2 separate regions of the Homo sapiens genome follow, and region 1 is linked to region 2. A link is a contact called in ENCODE POLR2A ChIA-PET data. All regions are on one chromosome and are shown on one strand. The core of a region is the stretch at or near the end of the contact, and the rest is flanking DNA. Distances in the headings are between cores, read along the strand shown.

The links. ChIA-PET counts read pairs that join two places held with the same protein, here RNA polymerase II (POLR2A).
Region 1: POLR2A ChIA-PET joins it to region 2 with 12 read pairs in activated T-cell. The contact joins two enhancer-like sites. POLR2A ChIA-PET finds 5 or more read pairs at or near these places in 2 of 52 experiments (activated CD4-positive, alpha-beta T cell and activated T-cell).

Annotation. Positions count from the first base shown.
Region 1 is chr17:17,413,184-17,418,628 of GRCh38, reverse strand. No RefSeq gene overlaps it. Among named protein-coding and RNA genes, the nearest start is that of MED9, 61 kb to the left of the region's middle. RefSeq lists a cis regulatory region at 2,001-2,011 and an enhancer at 1,934-2,078. Within about 2 kb of position 4,193, at least 9 of the 41 ENCODE cell types and tissues checked have a DNase peak (open chromatin) inside an H3K27ac peak, as active enhancers do.
Region 2 is chr17:17,106,972-17,112,621 of GRCh38, reverse strand. All of the region lies in intron 3 of MPRIP (myosin phosphatase Rho interacting protein), which reads right to left. Among named protein-coding and RNA genes, the nearest start is that of MPRIP, 67 kb to the right of the region's middle. RefSeq lists enhancers at 3,812-4,336, 4,357-4,556. Within about 2 kb of position 1,946, at least 16 of the 41 ENCODE cell types and tissues checked have a DNase peak (open chromatin) inside an H3K27ac peak, as active enhancers do.

The sequences.
Region 1 (5,445 bases), core at 2,944-5,443, 300 kb before region 2:
GCCATAGATAAGGCCTGAGTCAGATGGTGGGGAAATAGACTGTACCTTTTGGTGGGAGGAATTGCAAAGTCACATTTACCATGAGTGGTTCAAGGCCAGAGATAAGCAAGTCTCCCACATGTTTGTTTGTATCTTTCCACAATGTCAGGCTTTTTTTTTTTTTTTTTTTAATGCTACTTCGATCATAAAAGCCACCAGCTCTATGGAGTTCCCAAAGAGGAGGAGACAATTTTTAGCACTTGGCATTCACACAGGCTCAAGCCACTTCACAGATCAGTCAGTATTGCAAGCCATACATAACATACTTATCAATATATAAACATTATAGATTGAAAATTACGCATCAAACAAAGTAACATGGCATGAGAAAAGGGATAGGAAAAAGGGTTAATAAGCCAGTCCAGGGAGAGCGATGTGAACAAAAAGAATATTCTGGTCTGGCTTGGGCAGCTCAGCAGCATCACAGCTTTGCAAGGAAGAGTCTTTGATGTAGGCAGAGTCTTTAGAGGCAGATGCCAGGCGCTTATCAAGACAGCTGTTATGAGCGGTGGAAGTCCAGCTCTTTTTATGGCCACAGAGTCCTCTGGTGAGGACTGACAGTGGCAGGGTGTGTTTGGTTATGTCCTTATCTGGCCGGTTGCAATCTTTATTGATCAGGCAAAACATCTGTTCCCTGTTGGCAAAGAGCCTTGCGAAATGTAAGATTCAGACTTCTTCTAAGATGGAATTACTTATGTCAAGGCTACTGTATATGACATTCAAAGGAAATGGATACAGGTTGGGGATGGAAAATTGGGGCTGTTTGGGGGTATGAATCTTTAACACTGCCTCCAGTGTTTCTTTTAAATTGAGGATGAGTAAGACAGCAGTGGACTAAGAATCCATCTCTGGGTCCGTTTCCCATCTCTTGGAGCTTTGAGCTGCCATGTCAGAAGTCCAGCTACTGGGCTGAGAAGGCCATGTGGAGAGCCCCAGAGGAGCCCAGTCTTCCAGGCACCACCCAAGCCACCAGGTACCCTCTAGACCCACACCAGTGGCTAGGTAAGTACCCCTGAATGAGCCCCAACCACAGCCATGTGGAACCGAAAGACCTTCTGATGGAGGTCCACCTACCCAAATTCATATCTAATCAAATGGGCCTGTTTCAAGCCACTGCATTTTGGGATACAATAAATAATTGGAGCTGTATATTGAGCCAGGCTTGTCTAACTCCAAGATCTGCCACCATGAAAAGACTGACTCCTAGAAGATGAGAGACTTGGTTTGACAGCAAGGGAGATGCTCCAAAAAGAAGTTTCGCACAGCCTCATCTTTTGAAAATGAGAAAAGAAAGTCACTCTGCGAGCTCAGGACAATGCTGGAACCTCTATGGCCTGTCTTGGGCTGGCCCAGCACTCCTCGACCCTCTGGACTTGCACACCTGAGCCTTCCTGCACCTGGGGAGTAGGCATGATGCATCTGACAGCGCCACGCCACCCTACCCAAGGCCCGCTTCCTCTCCCCAAGAGGCCTTCTCAGCAACTTAGAGCAGCCTGCGGAACACATTGCAGTAAAGGTCCATGGGCTTCCTGCCTATCAAAAAATACAGCTTTCTGACCAAGGCTTATTATGCGATCTTCCCGGGAGACGTCATTAGTAGCGTGAATGGCTCTTGCCTTGCCGGAAGTGAAGGTGAGGCAGTGACAAGGTCATGTCCAGAGTGAGTAATTATTGACTTTTTGTCCTTGTTCCTTCATGTCCAAATTACATCTATAGTTTGTAATGCTTTTGGTTTATATTCAAAGAAAATGCAAACGCAGAACACAACAGGAAGGGCGCCATGACTCAGATTGCTGTGCCCCTTCCTGTCTGCCCAGCAGCCTGGATGCTGTGGAGCCTTTGTGCAGAGCCCAGAGCTTTTGTCTGAACCATGCGGTGGCAGAGCCACACTGTGACTTCGTGTGTTTGTGCTCTCTGTGTTTGCCAAGCACTTGTGTGTTCTCTCTCTCCACCACCTCACAGTGACTCAGCACTGTCCTTATTTTAACTATAGCTGCTTTCAAACCACTGACATCTGCAAAGCCATAGTGGACAAGGTTTCCCACTCCCATCTCCCCACAGAGCCACAGCCAATCCAGCAGGCCTACCTGCAGTGAGTCCAGACTGCAGGTGTGTTCAGTTTGTTCTGCAAGGTATTTTTAAAAAGGGGGGGTCAAATTACCAACCAGAATTTCACCTAAAAGCAGTGGCAGATGCTGATGTTTACCAAGCTGATGTTTTCCCTGCTTCTTTAATTACAAATCCTGATTTTTAGACAGCGCAGCAATGTGCCCAACTAAAAGACTACATTTCCCAGCCTCCCTTGTGGCAAAGTGAGACCATGTGACTCAGTTTTGGCCAATGAGATGAAAGAAGAAGGTGGCGCAAGGGTTAGGGGGTGGCTTTCATTCTTTCCTCCTTTCTTCTTCCTGCTGCCTGGATAAAAACAAGTGGCCATTTTGAACTCTGAATTGGCCTTGACAGTGGAAGCCACTGGCTGAGAATGGCACAGGAGAGAGAAGAACCTAAGTCCCTGTAGACTCTAAGAAGCCACAAAACCAGCCCTGAACTACCTACCTCCTGACTTCTCCATAAGTAAAAATGCACTTCTTTCTTACTTAAGCCACTGTAATGGTGAAGTTACTGTTATAGGTAGCTAACCTAATCCTGAAACACTGCTTCTCTTGAAAACTCAAAATATCTAGTGATCTGAGCATATGCTCTTTTCTTCTTTATAACAGCTTTATTGACATATAATTCACAGTCCATACAATTCACTGATTTAAAGTGTACCATTGGCCAGGTGCAGTGGCTCAAACCTGTAATCCCAGCACTTTGGGAGGCTGAGGCACAAGGAACACTTGAGTTCAGGAGTTCAAGACCAGCCTGTGCAACATAAGGAGACTCCATCTCTACAAATAACTTAAAAATTAGCTGAGTATAGTGGTGCATGCCCGTGATCCCAGCTGCTTGGGAGGCTGAAGTGGAAGGATCACCTGAGCTAAGAGTTTGAGGCTGCAGTGGGCCATGATCATGCTACTGCACTCCAGCCTGGGTGATAAAGGGGAGACCCTGCCTCAAAAAAATAATAATGATAAATGAAACAAAAATAAGGTGTACCATTCAATGGTTTCTAGTATATTCACTCCTATCCCCACTATATATAGCACCGCTGTCTACTTTCAGAATATTTTCATCAACTCCAGAAAGAAACACTATACCCATGAACTGTCACTCACCAATCCCCCCTAACCACACTCTCACCAGCCCCTGGCAAACACTAATCTACTTTCTGTCTCTATGAATTTGTTTATTCTGGACATTTCATATAAATGGAATCATGCAACGTGTGGTCTTTTGTGCCTGGCTTCTTTCACTTAGCTTCATATTTTCAAGTTTCATCCATGTTGTGTCATGTTTCATGATCCAAGAAGTCTTAAGACTGGGAACAACCCCTACCACAGAGTGCTTTAATGCTGTCTCATTTTGATCCACAGAAGAAAACAGTGAAATGGAGAAAGTACGCACTGTCTTCTCTACTTTACAAAGGAGAAACAGGCTATGCTCAATCGAGTAATTTGCCTAAAGTATCCAGTGCACCCTCCATTCAACAGCCTCCCACCATTCTGCCTCTGAAATGTCTGCTGCACAAAATAATTGGAGATTCACATTTTGTCAAAATCCTCAAGGTCTAGAAAGTTCTAGATCAACAATAAAGTGGTAGATGAGGAGACTTAATCCTTTCCTATGGCCTGTCCCCTCCACAGTCTGCAGGACCTGGAGACAGAAGAGCGGAGGGAGAAGCAGAGCCCGACACACAGACCCCGTGGGGACGCCTGGGTTCTGGTTCACACTGGGCTGTTTGGGAGCTGAGCCAAAAATCCGAGCCAAAATCTCTGTTTTGTTTTGTAGTGCATGGTGGGGAAATGAAAATTTTGGTTCCATCTGAGGTTTGCAAATCAGCATGCATTGTTTTGGGGCATTCAGTTTCATTGAAACCTCGGGAACACAGCAGCTGCCAACCCCACAGCCCCAGGGAGAGCTGTGTCTCGAGGTGGAATCATCTTTTTTGGCAGAGGTGAAGCCTTCTCTGAGTTTTTATAATTTCTGGTTTTTCGCAGGCAGATAAACACCACACACTGAGTCAGAGCCAGGGAACGGTCGCCCGTTTCTAAGGCTGTGGGTGAGCTTGGGAGGGTGGAGATGAGCAGGGACGAAAAGCTGAGGCGCTCCCGCTACTGGGGTGTTCCCAGGACAAGCTGATGGATGGGCATGCTCATCCTTCTCTACGACAGGCACAGAAAATGTGAGCAGAGTGCCCACCGGCTTTCCTTTGGAGGTGGCAGGGGTGAAACGCCCTGCCCGGATTTCTCTGGCAAGTCACTGTGGGGATGAGGGTGGGGGCAATGTTTTGGGTTATTGGTTCACATTGACATTGTAATCCATAATTGTGCCCGTCCTGTTGTCACGAGCATGGGGTAAACCCAAAGTAGGAGGGAGGGAAACAGAAACCATTTTGAGCCTGTTCTTTGAGGAGTCACCTGATCAGCCTGGCTGGGGTAGGAAGGAGAGAGAGGAAACACACTTAGGACTCAGTCCTCAGGGATCTCGCAGTGCTGGTCCTCGGGGACCGTGAGGAGGAGTTGCCCCTTACAGGGGAATCAAAGGAGGCTTCCTGGAGGAGGTACCATCAGGACCAGGTGTGGAAGCGTGGGCGGAAAGTTTCCTTGGGGCATTTCCAGACAGAAGGAAGAGCTTAAACAAAGAAGAGTGGCTGACTTCTATGTGAGAAAGGACAGTGGGAGAGGAATCGGGAAGAAATAACTTTGCAGGAAACCTGAGTGGTGAGTGGTGAATATACATATTAATCAGGAAAATGCAAATGAAGACCAGGGTGAGCTATCTTCTTACACCCAGTAAATTGGCAAAAGGTAAGAAATCTGACATTATCGTGGTTTGGCGAAAACTCCAAACAGCTCACCCACAGTTGGTGGATGTGTCAATTGTTATAAGCACTTTGGGGAACAATGGAGCATTGTCTTGCCAAGTTGAATGTTGCATTCAATTTCATTCCCAGGTGTACACATGCTTTGGGCAATGCATACGAGAATGTTCTTAGCAATTCTCAGCAGCACTTTCCGTAGCTGGAAAGACCGGAAATCACCCAAATGTTTACCAGCAGGTGAGGGGGTACATAAAGCCAGACTTAGTCACACAGTGGAGTGCTATACAGCAGTGAAAAATGAACCAAGTACCGCTCTCCCCAGACAGTTGCTGGGTTGACTTCCACTGGCACAGATTGTGTTGTGGATCCAACCCTAAATCAGTCATGGCCAGAGGGATAGAATGTTCTAATTGCTTGAGCCAGGCAGGGCTCTCTCTTGAGGCTCCACTGAAACCCAAAAGGCTGGGCTGGGGTAAGGGAGG
Region 2 (5,650 bases), core at 697-3,196:
AGCGATGAACCATGCAGATGACGGTCCTGAGTGAGCCCTGCAGGAGCAGACGGCAGGAGCCAGGACTGTTCCACGTACAGAGGACAGGGGCAGCTGGGGAGGGGCTGGGGCTGCGGGGCAGGGCCACCATCCCCCAAATCCTTTAACTCCATGGCATCTACTGGACATCAGGCTTGGGGTCACAGTGATGAGGAAGACATGGTGCCTGCCACAGACTTCATGATACGGGGGGAAGAGAGGGCATACATAGCTGCTGTGAGATGGGCACTTGTGGGATGCAGGGGCAAGGAGGCCGGGTTTGGAGGATTCAGATGTCTTAAAGGTGGCCCCAGGCACAAGGCTCGAGACTTGTCCTGGGAGATCCCGACAGAGAGAGCTAGGCCCAAGGAGTGGGAGGGCAGAGACAGAGCTCAGCTGGAGATAAGAAAGCGCCGTTACCCAGGCCTTTCACACAGGCATGTTCTGTCCCGCAAGTATGAGGTGTATCACTGCCATCGCATACACAGGGACACCAGTTGGAAAAGCGCAGCAGCATGCCCAAGGTGGACCACGCTGCCCACAGCACCCGCACACCTCGTAAATATTAATATTTACCCAACACCTGCTCTGTGGGGTGCCGACGACTGTCATGCGACAATGAACAGAACTGATGAAACCTGGCCTGGACGGTTGCCCTTCCAAGCAGTCGGGCAAGCTAAACAAATGCCAGGGTGGGTAGCATGTGGGGAAGGGCCTCGGTGAGAAGCCAGCAGATATGGTGGGAAAGGCCTCCTGGGAACAGAGAGTGAGTGGGCAGTGCTGGGGAAGGCGGCCCGCTTGAGGGAGACTGGGCACAGGTCTGACCAGACATCACACTCAGGAAGGTAGGAGACTGCCTGCTGTTGGTACCGCCCGTAACAGCTGAGTCAGTCCGCAGTTCCCACTTGGTCCTGCTGCCTCGGTTTAACAGGCAGAAGAGTCTGAACAAGTCCTACAACAGAACATGCGGTCCCAAGAGGGACGCTGGCTTCACTCTCCACAGCTGTTCCCCAGCATGGTCTCTCAGGGGCCACCCGTTGCCAGGTCTCCCTCCTCAGCAGAAGCAGAAAACAGAGACCCCCCTGGACACACAGGCCAGCAGGCAGGTGCCCAGGCTGCAGGGGAGATGGGAAAAAGCCCCTGGTGAGGCTCCCTGCTGAGCCCCCACTTCCTAGCTTTCCTCTCATGACCTGGGGCCCTGGTCCTGCCTCAGGACACCTGCTGGGGCCTTCATGGCCAGGGTGCTGGTCTTCCCTGTCCTTCAAGGGCAAGGCCACTGGCACCTGCTTTCCAGGTCCTTCTTAGCAGCCTGGCCTACAGTGGCTTCCTCTCTCTTCGAGTCTCTATGGTACTTTTTTTTTTTTTTTTTTTTTTTTTTGGGACTACCCCTTGTGAAACAGGGCTCTCCCACGACACTGTGCCTAGAGGTTTTTTCTTTTTTTTTTGGTTTTTTTTTTTAAACTTTTAAAATAACCTTTTAATTTCAGAATAGATTCACATTTACAGAAAAGAAGACAAGAGTGTGTGAAGAGTTCTCCTACACCTCTCACCCAGTTTACCCTGTTATTAATACATCAGTGCAGTGCATTTGCTACAATGAATAAACCAATACTGACCTGTTATTAACTAAAGCTCACACCTCATTCAGCACAACTTGATTCAGGTGGCCTCAGCTTGCATCTACTGTTCTCCTGCTCCAAGATCCCACTCAGGACCCCACATCACATTAAGTGTCCTGTCCCCTGAGGCTCCTTTTGGCTGCAACAGTTTCTCAGACCTTCTGTGTTTTGGGTGACCTTGATGGTTTTGAGGAGTGCTGATCAGGTGTGTTGTAGACTGCACCTCAATTTGGGTTTGTCTGACGTTGTTCTCACGACTAGACTGTGGTTATGTGTTTAAGGGAGGACAACCATAGAGGTGATACCCCTTCTCTTCCCATCCTTCCAAGGCTTCACGACTGATCACTGTTGATGATGACCTTAAGTGCCTGGCTGGGGTCGTGCCTGTCAGTTTCTCTGCTGCAGAGCTGCTCCCCACCCCTGTGCTCTCTGGAAGGAAGTCACCACTCAACACGGAGTGGGGAGCTATGGCCATCTCCTTAAGTAAGGAGTAGCTGCATAAATAACCTGGAATTCTGCACAGGACATTTTGTTTCTTCTCTCCCATTTATTTATTTCTTTACTAAATGATTTCCTTATGCCAATACGGACTTGTGGATTTTATATCTTGTCTTAGTCTGTTTTGTGCCGCTATAAGGGAATACCTGAAGCTGGGTCATCTATAAAGAAAAAGAGGGTTATTTGGCTCACAATTCTGGATGGCTGGAAAGTTCAAGATTGGGGATCTCATCTGGGGAGGGCCTTGTGCTGCTCTACTCAGGGTGGAAGGCAAATGGGCGCTGGTGTGTGCAGAGATCACATGGTCAGAGAGGAGGGCGGGAGTGAGAAGGAAGCTGCCAGGCACTTTTTAACAACAAGGTCTCCAGGAAACTAACAGAGCAAGAACCCACTTGCTGCCCCGCCCAGGGCAGGGCACTGATCTACTCATGAGGGATCTGCCCTCATGACCCAAACGCCTCCCAACTAGGCCCCACCTCCAACACTGGGGAACACATTTCAACGTGAGGTTTGGAGGGGACAAACATCCACACTACACCATAATCCAACATTACAGTATTTATTTTGTTGCTCAAAGTGTTCCAGCTTTGGACACTGGGAGCTTTTCAGCCGGCTCCCATGTCCCCCTGACACACCCCCATCCGCATGTGCACCTGTGCAGCCTCAAAGCACTTCCTGGCATTGCAAGGTGCTTCATGTACCTTTAGGGTATATTTCCCGCCCCAGCCCTAGAATTGATCATTTCCTCCAGAAGCCCTGGTTTACTTTTATTGGAAAGTGCCATTAAAAATCAAGATCTGGATGGCAGGTGTGCTCATTGTTTCGCGGGTCTCACAGCTTCTAGGCCCTCTCCGCTAATGGAACAAGGAAATAGAGGTGTATATAACCTGGGCATACCACATATCTATAAACACTTCTCTCTGTATCCTTATGTATCTTTATTAAAGTCTCTATCAACTAAACACACTAGCACCTCCGTGGATCAGTCTAGCCTCCTTCCCTTGCCTGCCTGTTCCTTGTCACTGTGTGCAACAGTGGCTCCTGCCACCTGCCGTCCATTTACTTAACTGTTGAATCCCAGTACACAGGCATTGTGGTCTCAAAAGTGTCAGTACTCGTGTGAGAGAACTGCTTTCCCTTGCACACAGAGCCTATGTATGGCTCCTCTGGCCTCTTGGCTTGCAGACTCCACTCTACTGCAAAAGTGCACACTCCCTTTTACACCACTGTCTGGAAGTCCCTCTGGTGAATTCTCAGAGAAGAACCTGCAACGGTGCCCCATATACCCACGAGCTCAGCAGTGGGCAGAACGGATACTGATTGAATATTTTATACCTTCAGCATGAGTTTTTGAGACCTTTCCAAGGCATGTTTGGATAAGAAGGGAGGGGAACAAAGTGGCGAGGGTAAGGAGAGGACACAGAAGGAAAGGGAGAGAAGGGGGCTAAGGGCCCTTCAGCCTGTTTGAGCGCTTTCAGAAATCTGCGCACCACAGCCGGCGGGAGAAGTTGCACTGGAGAAGAGGCAGTGCTAGCATACAGGTGGGCGGAGTGCTGCCACTGGTGGCTTCAGATGGAGCTTCCTGTGTCCCAGCTTGCCTGGTCTCCAAGTCTGCCTGAGCCTGAGAGGGAGAGGGCGCTGCCATGCCACATGGTGTAACTGCCTTTTCTGCCCAAAGGCCTGCCAGGCAGATCTAGAGAAAACAAGCTGCTGTTTGCTGCAGTGAGACTGAAAGCAATGCAGCTGTGAGGCCCATAACATTCACCCGGCCCCACCCCCAGCACCCTCCCGGTCACCCCTGAGGGATCTACAGCAGGGAGAAGCAGCTTCAGGGGGCCCAGACCTCTCTAGAGGCTAGAGACAAAGGCCAGCTGGCTTAAAATGGAAGGTTTTAGAGCTTAAAGCAATGGTTCCAAACTTTTGCTGAATAATGTAATCACCTGGGAAGATTTCAAAATAGAGGTTCTATGCCCAGAGAGAGACTCAGATTTAAATTCTCAGATGTAGGGCTGAGGCATAGGAATTCTTAAAAGCTTCTCTAGTGATTCTAATGTTCAGCCAAGGCTGGGAACCACTGCCTCAAAGGGAGACCTTGATCTATATTTGATGCCAGAGGCTTGGCTCCGATGGCTGTCTGTCCCAGGCTGGCCACCCAGCTGTATTAAGTCACTTACAGCTTTTTGCTGGGCCAAAGAGGGCCTGATGAAAGCAAAGAAAGACAGAAGAGTGTGGAGACAAAATGCAGCTGTAAAGAGCCTGCTGGCAGTGGGGGTGAATGGACATGCTGGAGCTGCGATTATGATTCATAAAGTGCTTGGGGACAGTACCCTGAAAGGCCATGCCAGCCACAAGAAAACGAAACCCTCAGGCAGCCTGAGGGACAAGGCAGGAGGGAGGGCCATCCTTCTCCAGCAGGCCTGGGAAAAAGGGAGAGGTGGTGGCTGTGTCAGGCAACTGCTCTATCTACAGGGAAATGGCCCTTGCAGGTATGTGAGGCGGGACATGTGGCCAGGGCTCCGGGCAGGCCCCTGAGCAGCGAGCAACCTCTGCAGCCCTGGCCCTAAGCGGGCATACCATAGGTTCTCACACATGCACCTTCCTGCCAACCACTTACAGACACAGAGGGCAGCAGGCAGGCACAGAGGAACCCATGCAAGCTGGAAGCCCAAAGGACTTCAAATCACCTGCTGGGGAGAAACTTAAGATTCCAAACCAGCTAGAGAGATGGGAACTCAAGAACGAGCTCAATGCACAACAGGAATCTCTGGGTTTCCCCCGCCATCAGAGTCTCAGACACGAAGGGGACAAAGGAGGGTAGGGATTGCTCTCTAGCAGGGGATGTGCAGGACCAGCCTGGGCCTGTGTGCCAAATCCACCTGAATACAGGCCAGGCCACAGCCCTCCCTGTTGCGCCCCAGGACACTGAACTCCAGAGGAAGCTGCTGCGTGAGATGATGCAGGTGTCTCCCTGCACCAACAGTGTCAGGCTCACAAGGCACCTGCCAGCCCCAAGCCTTCTAAGGACAGGTCTTGTGCCCAAATGCCAGATGCCGGAGCAACCTGAATAGCACCCAGCCTCTGTCTGGCTCCTGCTCCCCACATCTACCCAAACCTGGCAGCAGCCTTGAAGTCCCCGCCCTGCCCAGGCTCTGAGGCTCCTTCCTGAAGACTCTTGTCTTCAGTGACTTTGTCACTGGGAGGAATTGGGCCTCCTGGCAGTAAGTCCAGAACCCTGAAAGAAGCTCTCTGGTGTTCTCAGAACTGATTCACAGAGAAAACCCACAAACACCAATCCACCCCCTCACTCTAAAGGGAGGGGCAGGGGGCTAGAGCCCATTAAATCCCGACACCCTCCAGGCTACGTTTCCAAAGGACAGGAGCAGAAGCTAAGAATAGACCAAATGTGTTGTAGATAAAACTTTCCTTGAGAAAGGGGTATGACATTAAGTTCCTCTTTGGCTTATTTTCTGCTTCCAAAGACTTCCCCACCCAATAAAATAATTATTAAGAACTGA